Regions from separate parts of the Homo sapiens genome. Here region 2 is linked to region 1. A link is a contact called in ENCODE Hi-C or POLR2A ChIA-PET data. All regions are on one chromosome and are shown on one strand. Each heading gives the region's core, a stretch centred on a gene start or an enhancer-like site at or near the end of the contact. The rest is flanking DNA. Distances are from core to core; before and after follow the strand shown.

Region 1 (5,284 bases), core at 1,918-4,417:
AAGCCAGCAATGGCCAGTTGAGTCTTTCTCCCATCACATCCCTTTGGCATTCACTCTTCTCCTTCCCTTTTCCATCTTTAAGAACCCTTGAGATTACATCTCACTCATTGGGATAATCCAGGATAATCTCCCTATTTAAAGTTCAGCTGATTAGCAAAGTTAATTCCATTTGCTACCATTCTCCTTTGCCATGTAATATAGAAATATTTGCAAGCTCTGGAAAAATTAGATATCCTTAAGAGGCTACTATTCCACCTTCTAGAGTCAAACATCTTGGTCTTTAATGATATAGTAGGAATAAACCTTGTTACGAACCCTGATGAACATCTTCAGTTTACAAAAGCAAGAAGTCGGCACTATATTTTGAGTTTTCACAGTAACAATTTACTTTTAGATAGTAATGTCCCCTCCAAAAATCCATATCATCTTTAAATAGTGTCCCTCAAAAACTATTTATACTCAATTCATAATTTTTCAGCAACTTGACGTCTTCCAACTTCTGATCACTTAGGAAACTGGAGAAATTCTTTACAGCTCACTACACAAAGTTAAGATAACTCACGTGTATTTTGCAAAGAAAGTTGCAAATACAGACAGAAATACCCATGGAAACTAAATCAAGCCTGCATGAATCAGGAGGAGCTCAAAGGAAATCAATGCATTGTTGGCAAAAGAAGACAAGGCTGCTCAGAAGGAACCGTAAGGGTTACACTGCACATTCACCAGCTAGCTTGCAGCCCCATTGCTTCATGGCACCTATCTCTTGAAAGCCCCTTACTACATCCTTCAGCAAATCCAACATCCTCATCTTCCTTATTCTCCTGGATCTTTTTGGTCATTTGCTTTCGTGTTCCTCCAGTGGACTGTCTGACTTTGCCTCTGATTCTTGATCCTTCTTTTTAAACCTTGATCCCTCCATTTTTTAATTTTTAATTTTTTAGAGACAGGTTCTGTTTCCCAAGCTGGAGTGATCATAACTCACTGCAGCTTCAAACTTCTGGGCTCAAGTGATCCTCCCATCTAAGCCTCCCAAGTAGCTGGGATAAAGGCACAAACCACACCTGGCTTGATATTTCCTTTATTTAGCACCACTTACCATCATAAAAATGGCTTCCAGGTCATTATCCTAACCACGTTTAATACAAGCCCCAATGTCCTTGGCATTTATTTGGTTCTTAGTCATATTTAATCTTGTTGCTGAACCAGTCTTCAAAAAAATTATTTCATGCCTTCTTTCTCCTTGTATTAGTCCATTCTTGCATTGCTATAAAGAACTACTTAAGACTAGGTAATTTATAAAGAAAAGGTATTTCATTGGCTGTACAGGAAGCATGGCTGCAGAAACTCACAATCATGGTAGAAGGTGAAGGGGAAGCAGGCATCGTCTTCACCTGGCAGAGCAGAAGAGAAAGAGAGCAAAGGGGGGAAGTGCTACACACCATTAACCAGATCCCATGAGAACTCACTCACTATCACAAGAACTGCAAGGGGGAAGTCTGCCACCATGATCCAATCACCTCCCACCAGGCCCCTCCTCCAACTTTGAGGATTACAGTTTGACATGATATTTGGGTGGGGTCACAGAGCCAAACTATATCACTCCTTAAACCTCAAATGCCTCCTCCTCTATTCACAAACATTCTAGCCTCCTTTCTTCCCAGAGGCCTAGCAAGATTGCACTCCACAGGCCCCCTTTGAAGTTAGACGTGGCAGTGTTACTTATTTCACCAATGATACGTAGACAAAAGGTCATATATCACTTCCAGAGACAGGCTTTAAGAGCCAGAGTGCCACTTTTCTTTTTTCCAATTTTGGCAAAAGAGAGCAAAGAAAGCCTCCTAGCTCCCTGAGTAAGGTTAGAGCAAGCAGCATCCTCTAGCTGATCTACAATAGACACTTAGCATGAGAGAGAAATAAACCTTTGATGTGTTAAACTGCTGAGATACAGGAAATAAGGAGGTTGTTTGTTATTATAACATCCCAGCCTATACTTTGCTTCCTAATTTGGTGAGAAAATAGAAGCAATCAGAAGAGAACTTCTACAACCTCCCATGACCACATGTGCGACTGATTAGTCACCCTATACTCTGTCCTCCTCCAATATTTGAATGAATTCTCCATATTCCTATCTAAAGCCCATCTTTTATCTTGTACACCAGATGGGAATATTTTTCCTTACTCAAGGCCGACATTCAAATATTTCTCTTCTTTGTCTCTTACATAATCAATGTTTCCCTTTCTACTAGATCCCCTTCATCAGTAAACATACATAATATCTCCTGTTTTGAAACAATCTCTCCACTAGTTAACAGCACCCCAACCCCATCTCCAATGTGCTGTAATACTTGCTCCTATTCTCTTCGGAATTATCTCACTAGGTTCTGCTTGGCCCACTACACTGAAAACTGCTTTTGTCAGGGTAACCAATAATATTGAATTTACTAAGTCTGGAAGTCAAACCTTGGTCCTCACATTGACTTGGTTGACCATATTCCTTCCTTCTTGAAATATTTTTGTACATGGCTTCCAGGACACAACTATCCTACCTACTAATCCTCTTCCTACCTCACTGGCTGTTCCCTCTTGATCTCACAAAGCCTAAATGTTGGGGTTCAGGTCTTGGGTGTCTTTTCTTCTTCATTCACACCCTCTTGCCAGGTGACCTCATCCAGTTTCATGGTTTTACACTGTCAACTGAAGAATAACGAGGTTCATAAATTTAGAAAGGAGAGCTTTATTTTTCATAAAGAGTACTGAGTGTCAAGTATGTGCCAAGCAAGGTGTCTGCCACTGACGGAGCAATGCCCAAGCAGCGGACACCAAGGCCAAGAAGGCGAAGGCTGGACAGAAGGTCCTGAGAAAACCGTGAGAATATGGAGGAGGGGGAGGAGGAATAAGAACAGGAGGAGGAGGGGGAGGAGGAATAAGAACAGGAGGAGGAGGAAGAGGAGGGGGAGAGAGGAAGAGGGGCAGGAGGAAGAGGAAGAGGAGAAAGCGGAAGTGGGGGAGGAGGAGGAGGAGTTGGAAGGGGAGGAGGAAGAGGGGGAGCAGGAAGAGGGGCAGAAGGAAGAAGAAGAGGGGGAGGAGAAAGAGATAGAAGAGTAAGAGGAGGGGGAAGAAAGACAAGGGGAAGGGGAGGAGGAGGAGGACGGGGAGGAGCTTCGCCGCGGCCTGCTCCGCCCAGCCGGGGTCGGTGGCCGCATGGCTTCGGTCTCCTCTGCGACCTTCTCGGGCCACGGGGCTCGGTCCCTACTGCAGTTCCTGCGGCTGGTAGGGCAGCTCAAGGTGAGCGGGCACCAGGCCGGGAGGCCGCGGCCGAGCGGGCGGGACTGTGGGGCGGCGGAGCTTCCGGCCTCCCCGCTCGGCCGGCGGTCTTTGCCCTTCCTGCGCCGCGTCCGCCACGCCGAATTCCGGAAAGGCCCCAGTCCTGCGGATGCGGCCGCGCGTTGCCGACGGTGGACGGAGGAAGCAGCCGGCGGGACAGGCTGGCCAGCTGGGGCGGCCCGGAGTCTGAGCCTAGAGCCTGGCGCCGCGAGGTCCGCACTGCAGCCGCGCCAGTTCCCGGAGAGCAGCCGGCCTGGCCCTGCCTGCACTGAGCTTTTCCGGGGCTCACGACCCCAGAACTCGTGTGTGTGTGTGTGTGTGTGTGTGCTCACGACCCCAGAACTCGTGTGTGTGTGTGTGTGTGTGTAAAGCGCGGCTGCTTCTGAGCACGGGTGGGAAGAACAGAATCTGTCGGCTCCTCAGATTTTAAGTGGAGCTTTTTATGTCTGTCTCACAGTTACTTCCAGAAACAAGACTTTTCTCCCGGCCACCCCCCAAACGGGATTTAATGTAATACACACGAGTTTCATCATGTGCGTCTTCCCCGTCTCTCTCCCAAGTTCAAAGTAAATTATCCGTTTCATGCCACTCTGACTACTATTTATAACATTCCTTAGAGATGTAGAATTCTGAGGAAGAAATGCAGTTTCACAAGATGAAGTTATGATGTGAATAAAAGGAAGAGTCACGGCTGGTAGCATCAAGCAATTAGAAGTGCCCTTATCCCTTGTGCCTCAGAATTTGGAAGCCTATCACTCGTTCACGTTCAGACCCTTCAATACAGTGTTTTCTGCTTGTGTAGGATTATTTGAAGGCAAAAAGCCGCAACTCTTGTTCGGAAAAATGCAGTTTTGTTTTTGTTTAAAGGACTTGCATATGTTCCATAATTATACATCAGTAACAGAATAATTTGACGAATGGACTTTGTGACTTATCTCTCTCTGTCTTCTACCCCTTTCATTCTCTGAGCTCTCTAGTTCATTTGATTCCAGATGTCTATCATTTTAGCTAGTTTAGCAAAACATTTTGTAATAGGTTCTGAAATTATGACCCGGCTTCTGTGTGTTATATCCTGGACATCTCTTGAAGAGCATAGCAGATAGTTAATATTTGTTCTTTAAAACTTCTTTTTCTTCTTCATATTTATCAGAGAGTCCCACGAACTGGCTGGGTATACAGAAATGTCCAGAGGCCGGAGAGCGTTTCAGATCACATGTACCGGATGGCAGTTATGGCTATGGTGATCAAAGATGACCGTCTTAACAAAGACCGGTAAGCTGAGCTGGACTTTGATGCTCGTGAGAGATTCTGGTCTATGGGTGTGCACCCGTTTTTACTACTGAGACCCATGTCAAATCCTTGTAGGTTAGTTTATAGGTCAAGAAAAATTATTTGAAGCAAACCATACAAATTTAGGATGTGGGTTATGTTGCCTCAGTTGTTGTAAACTGCAATCTGGGGTTTCTGTTGGCAAGTGATAGAGCCTGCCTAGGGTATCAGGGGAAACTTAAGTGTGATATTGGGGCCTTGAAGGTGAGTGTGTTATGTCTAAAATTCTAGCATTGTATTAGTACACTGTGTGCTCTTTCCTAGTGCCTTTTATGGATAGTAGTATCCATTCGTGAGGCTTCCTTTTGGAGTTGTGTGTGCAAGACATAGCTGAGAAAGAGGTATCTTCTCCCCCTTCATTTAATCGACAAGTGTTAAAATGCTTTTTGAGCACAGAACAAAAGTTTACTAGCATGTAAGAGAGTAAATAAATCCCAAGTGAATTACGCAGGCCCAAAATAGCTTCTGTAAGAAGTGAAATGTAAGTTATGGTCGAAAATGTTAAGTATTGTAAGAGCAGGGGAGATCACCTGTTCTTGGTTGATCTTAATGGAGGAGGTGCAATCTGAGTTGAGCTCAAAAGGGTTAACGTAGCCAGAGAGGTAGGAGAAGTCACTGCATGCAGAGAGAA
Region 2 (5,284 bases), core at 1,681-4,180, 6.3 Mb before region 1:
TGTGAAAAGATATTTTCTGACTAAATAAGTAAAAATCTCATTACTGATCAGCACAATGAACATCTATAATCAATTTGGAGATGAGAAACCTGATGTGATGACTCCTGTGGTGTAGCAATTGTTTTCTACTGAACGATCAGCATTCCTAAGGTTGTCTCTGGTTCATGGAAGACTGTTTCTCTTACTTTGTCTCAAGTACAGAAATATTCCCTAGTAGTGTTAGATTTCTAGGAGCCCTTTCTTGTTCATTTTGAAACTCAGAAATCTTTGGATTTCCAAACATTTTCCAGGTTTTCATAGGCTCTTCTCATTTTTAGTGTACTCATGAGGGCCTCATTTATGACTCAAATTCTAGAGATGTCTCCAGAAGAGACATTATAAAACAACCATGCTGCCTGGGCTCTCCGAGGTAGAGCTCAGTGTCACAGTGCTCCCACGGTGCCCATCCATGAAGCAGAAGGTACAGGCCACGTACTGTTTACATCTCTGAAACCTGGCATGAACCAAGTTATTTCCCCAAACCTTTAAACTCCTCTCTGCCGTGTCAACTCCGTGGTGGCAGGAACTAGGTCAGTTTGAGCTTACAGTCTTGTTCTAGTGTCTAGCACAGTGGCCAACACCTAGAAGACATTCAATGAACACTTGCTGAATAAATTTTGTAACGGTTTCAGAAATAACATTAGAAGTATAAGCTACCACATACATAAATGTCCAGTGAACCCAACTGTTATAAATTATAATAACTTTACTAGGTATAACTTTGTAGGTGTTCCAAATCTTTCTCTACATCCAGCATTCCAGAAATAGCTATTACCTCAGAGGAAGTCTTGTCCATAAAATAAAGGCACTTCAGATGTTTTTATTCTACCCAAAGTAATGAATAATGACTGAGCACCACCAAGTACCAGACTTTATGCCAGGTGTTAGGAAATGCAGGCATGTTTAATTTCTGTATCTACTCTAAAGAGCTTTAGTCTAGTTGAAGAAGTAGACATTTTAAACCATAATATAGTGTAATCTGTGCAATACTAGTAGTGCTAATAAAGTGCCAGGAGGAAAGAGGAAGAAATACAAATTTTTCTACAGAAAGGGATTTAGAAAGATATCTACGTGAGTTTGCTCAGACTGCTGTGAATAGCATACTATAAACTGGGGTGATTCGAGTCTCAGCAAACTGAACGCTGAGAACTCAGGCTTCTTGTTCCTTTTGGCTGCAAGAAGGTTGGCAGCCAGTCAGAACTTTACCCACTTGTAAGAGATCAGGCTTCTTGTTCCTTTTGGCTGCAAGAAGGTTGGCAGCCAGTCAGAACTTTACCCACTTGTAAGAGATTAGATGTATCTTCCTTGGTGATTCAGACCAGCCTAAGGGGAAAGACCTGATGATACCAACTTTGGGGATTCTCCAAGAAACAATGTCCCCAGAACACACTATAAAGATGCTCAAAGTTGATAAGCCCTGCCCAGCTGCTCAGAGTTTCCAGTTGGCTCTTTAGTCCCCCACTCTAAATCCTGATAGGACAAGGATGGAACAAGAAGCCTGAATTCTCAGCTTTCAGTTTGCTCAGACTCAAATTACCCCCCAGTTTATAGTATGCTGTTCACAGCAATCTAAGCAAACTCCCCTAGGTATCTTTCTAAATTCCTTTCTGTAGAAAAATTTGTATTTCCTCCTTTTCTCCCTGGCACTTTATTAGCATCACTAGTATTGCACATATCACACTCTATTATGGTTTAAAATGTCTATGTCTTCAACTAAGCTAAAGCTCTTTAGAGTAGATACATGGGCCCTAACCTGACTGATGTCCTTCTAGGAAGAGAAAATTACGACACAGACATGTACAAAGGGAAGACCATGTGAAGACACAAGGAGAAGAAGGTCATCTACAAGCCAAGGACAGAGGCCTCTATAGAAACTAACCCTATCAACCTCAACCTCAGACTTCCAGCCTCCAGAATTACAAGAAAAGAAATTTCTGTTGTTTAAGCCACCCAGTCTGTGGTATTTTGTTATGGCAACCCTAGCAAACAATACCCTAAGCCTAACTTTTCAAGTTTTTCTCCAGCAGGAAATCTGAATTATTTCTTTTCAGCTTTTAGTAGCTATTGTGTGGACAACATGGTTGCATGTGCATATTAAAGTTGTTAGAAAACTAAATTTATGCCAGGTCAGACACTTGTATAACAAAACCATGAATGGGGAGTCATCAGCTCATCACTTAGCAGCTACAAAGGAGTAGTTCATGCTTAGCAGTTTGTGGCATTTCACAACCGTCAAAGAAGTGAAAGGCCTTTGGATGTCTATGACTCTCATCAACAATTTTCTTTATGAGGCAAAGAAAGCTGATCATTCAAGACATAACAGATGTTTTAGGGGTTGGTGATGATGGTGGCATATGAAGAAAAACACATACTCTCAACAATATAATAGCAAATAGAATCTAGCAATATATTAAAAAGGATAATATATTATGACCAAGTAGCATTTATACCATAGAAGCAAAATTGGTTTGGCATTCAAAAGTCAATCAATTACATTTGCACTGAGGTTATCATAGCTGAGAAGACACCGTCTCTGTGGCTTCAGCTCCTGGCTGCAGGCCGCTGATGGAGGTCCAGAAGGTCAGCTGCTCACAGACATCAACTTGGTGTCGGCTGCGGCTCCAGCATTTTCCGCAGGCTGCAGCTTCTGGGTTCCAAACTTTTCATTTCTCAGTCTGCAAGCGGGTTAGCCCCGAACAGGAAGCAACTCCTTCTCCAGCCGGGAGGTGGCGGCCTGCGGTCGACGATGCCTCCGGGGTCCTTGGGCTCAAGGTTCCGTTTGGGGGCGCTCTCGTCCGGCTTGCGGGCCGCCCTTCTCCACAGACGGAACCTTCTGGTGGCGCCGCTGGTTTCTGCGGGGTTTGCAAACGGCGCGTACCGGGCCCTTCCCGTCTTCCGTACAGGTTCCTGCTGTTGGCTGGGCTCGGGAGGGAACGCTCCAGGTAAAGCGCTGGGGGAGGAAGCGACGCCGAGGAGCTACGGTTTCCTCCAGAGGTCTCCGCCCCTCTGCCCCTATATTCCCAGAGCTCGAGTCTGATCCGGGCCTTGCCGGGCACCCTGGAAAGGCGGGGGTGATAGTACAGATGGAGACGCAACTGCAGAGCATTTTCGAAGAGGTGGTGGTGAGTGCAGCTGCCGGCCATCCAGGACTACGGCTTGGGGACGGGGAGACGCGGGGGCAGCCGACCAAGGAAACTGGCCTGGGCAACCTCCTCTCACGCCTCCCTTTTTATTCCCTTGTTTTGACACCGAGGTTGTATGCGGGGAAGTTTAGTGATTCTCAAACTGCTGTCAAGTTCATTGTATCCTTTGAAATCGATACAGTGACAGGCCAGACAGGTATTGATAGTTTCAGAGCTGATTAAGGTGACTTGCCCTGTGTTACATTGTAATACTTGGCTAAGGGAGGCGCCTTTTTAAAATTAACATTGTTTACATTTTGTTTTTTTTTTTTTTACAGAAAACGGAAGTTATAGAAGAGGCTTTTCCTGGGTGAGTGTATGCGTGGCAGAGTTTTGTGTTTTTATGTGATTGTGTCTGTCAGATTTTACTTAGTTTCGTGTTGGAAGGTTATAAGATCCACTATTCTGATTGTGTGTAATTACCTTTTTAAAACGAATGACAAATAATGTAATTTTTATTTTTTTAGCATGTTTATGGATACTCCTGAAGATGAGAAAACAAAACTAATTAGCTGTTTGGGGGCCTTCAGACAGTTTTGGGGTGGTCTTTCTCAGGTGAGCGCTTCATTTTTAATACATTCAGCTGATGATTTTTGGCCTCTTCTTTTTTTTTTTTTTTTTCTTTTAACATTTACTTTCATGCTGCTCTTAAGATCTTCCTGAGAAGGGAGAAATAAAATTGTTATCATTTTTTATTCTGGCTTCCATTTGTTTTAATTTGTATATTTCAGTGGAAAACCTGTGTTGAGAAGTCAAGTTGATACTGCACAGTGTGAGATGTTTAAAAAAAAAAACCTCCCCTATGTTAGATTAATTGAGATCATTTTCATCCTATTCGGATTTATTTGGTACACTTGAAAACAGATATGTTAAGCTTTACTTGTCAAGGATACAAATTCCATTTTTCTGCTAAATAAAGGAATTGGCACAGCATTGATACAAAGATGCTACAATAGGAATACCAAGATTCTATAATAAGGATAGGAAAATATTATAGTAAAAATGAGGAGACAAACTGTAAAAGTAACAAAGAACAGCTACCAGAAAATGTATCCGTGAAAAAGACAAAAATGTGTCATCCTCGAAGAGCTCACATTGCAGTAGTGCCTTACCTTCTCATGGTACACTATAGGTAGGGAAATGAGAACTGTTTGCGTGTCAGCCACTGGTGATAAGATTTGCCACTCAGACATGGATCATATAATGCCAATACAGTCATGTTTTAACCTTTTTGTTTAGTTGTTTTCTAATAGGTAATACATTTATATGGTTCAAAATGCACAGGTATAAAAGGGTGGATCCAATAACTAGTCTCTTTCTCTTCTCTTACCTGTTATTTTTTCTGTCTGTAGCCAATATCCTCAGGTTATGTTTTCTTCTAGAAGTATTTTATGCATATAGAAACACTTTTATAGCATGATCATATACCATGTACACTGTTCATTAATTAGCACTTTTTTTCTCCTAATAATAATCTACAGGTAATTCCCTATCAGTCCAAGCGTTACTTGTTCCTTCCTTTCTTACTTTTTTTTTTAAATAGCAGCATAATATTCCATTGTATGGCTGTACCTTCCTCCTTTTAACCAATCTTCTACTGTCTTCTAAGTTTCTTCTTACTTTTTCTAATTTAACCAATGCTGTGATGAATAATATTATGCATGAAAAATAGGATAAATTCCTAGAAATAGTATTGCTGAGTCAAAAGCCTTATCAGTTTGTAATTTTTATAGAAATTATTAAATTTTCCATAAGGGTTATACTAGTTTATGCTTCCACCAGCAGTGTTTGAGATTATCTTTTTCTTTTCTTTTTTTTTTTTTTTTTTGGAGACAGAGTCTCACTCTGTCGCCCAGGCTAGAGTGCAGTGGCGTGATCTTGGCTCACTGCAACCTCTGCCTCTCGGGTTCACGCCGTTCTCCTGCCTCAGCCTCCCGAGTAGCTGGGACTACAGGCACCTGCTATCACGCCCGGCTCATTTTTTGTATTTTTAGTAGAGACGGGGTTTCATCGTGTTAGCCAGGTTGGTCTCGATCTCCCGACCTCATGATCTGCCCACCTCG

The links. Hi-C counts contacts between places; a loop is a spot of excess contacts on that map. ChIA-PET counts read pairs that join two places held with the same protein, here RNA polymerase II (POLR2A). Pooled maps may share reads with other maps.
Region 2: a loop to region 1 is called in a map of CD8-positive, alpha-beta T cell, with 10 times the contacts of the local background. The contact joins the promoter of MED23 here to the promoter of HDDC2 in region 1. A Hi-C loop is called at or near these places in 1 of 168 maps with a recorded cell type or tissue (CD8-positive, alpha-beta T cell) and 7 of 50 pooled maps. POLR2A ChIA-PET finds 5 or more read pairs at or near these places in 3 of 52 experiments (CD4-positive, alpha-beta T cell and WTC11).

What each region holds. Positions count from the first base shown.
Region 1 is chr6:125,299,850-125,305,133 of GRCh38, reverse strand. HDDC2 (HD domain containing 2) reads left to right here and starts at 3,167. Exons shown (of 6, transcript NM_016063.3): 1 at 3,167-3,285; 2 at 4,475-4,596. The coding sequence starts at 3,202. RefSeq lists a cis regulatory region at 1,464-1,644 and a silencer at 3,138-3,477.
Region 2 is chr6:131,625,888-131,631,171 of GRCh38, reverse strand. MED23 (mediator complex subunit 23) reads left to right here and starts at 2,930. Exons shown (of 29, transcript NM_004830.4): 1 at 2,930-3,161; 2 at 3,500-3,531; 3 at 3,689-3,776. The coding sequence starts at 3,123. RefSeq lists enhancers at 2,941-3,110, 3,241-3,290.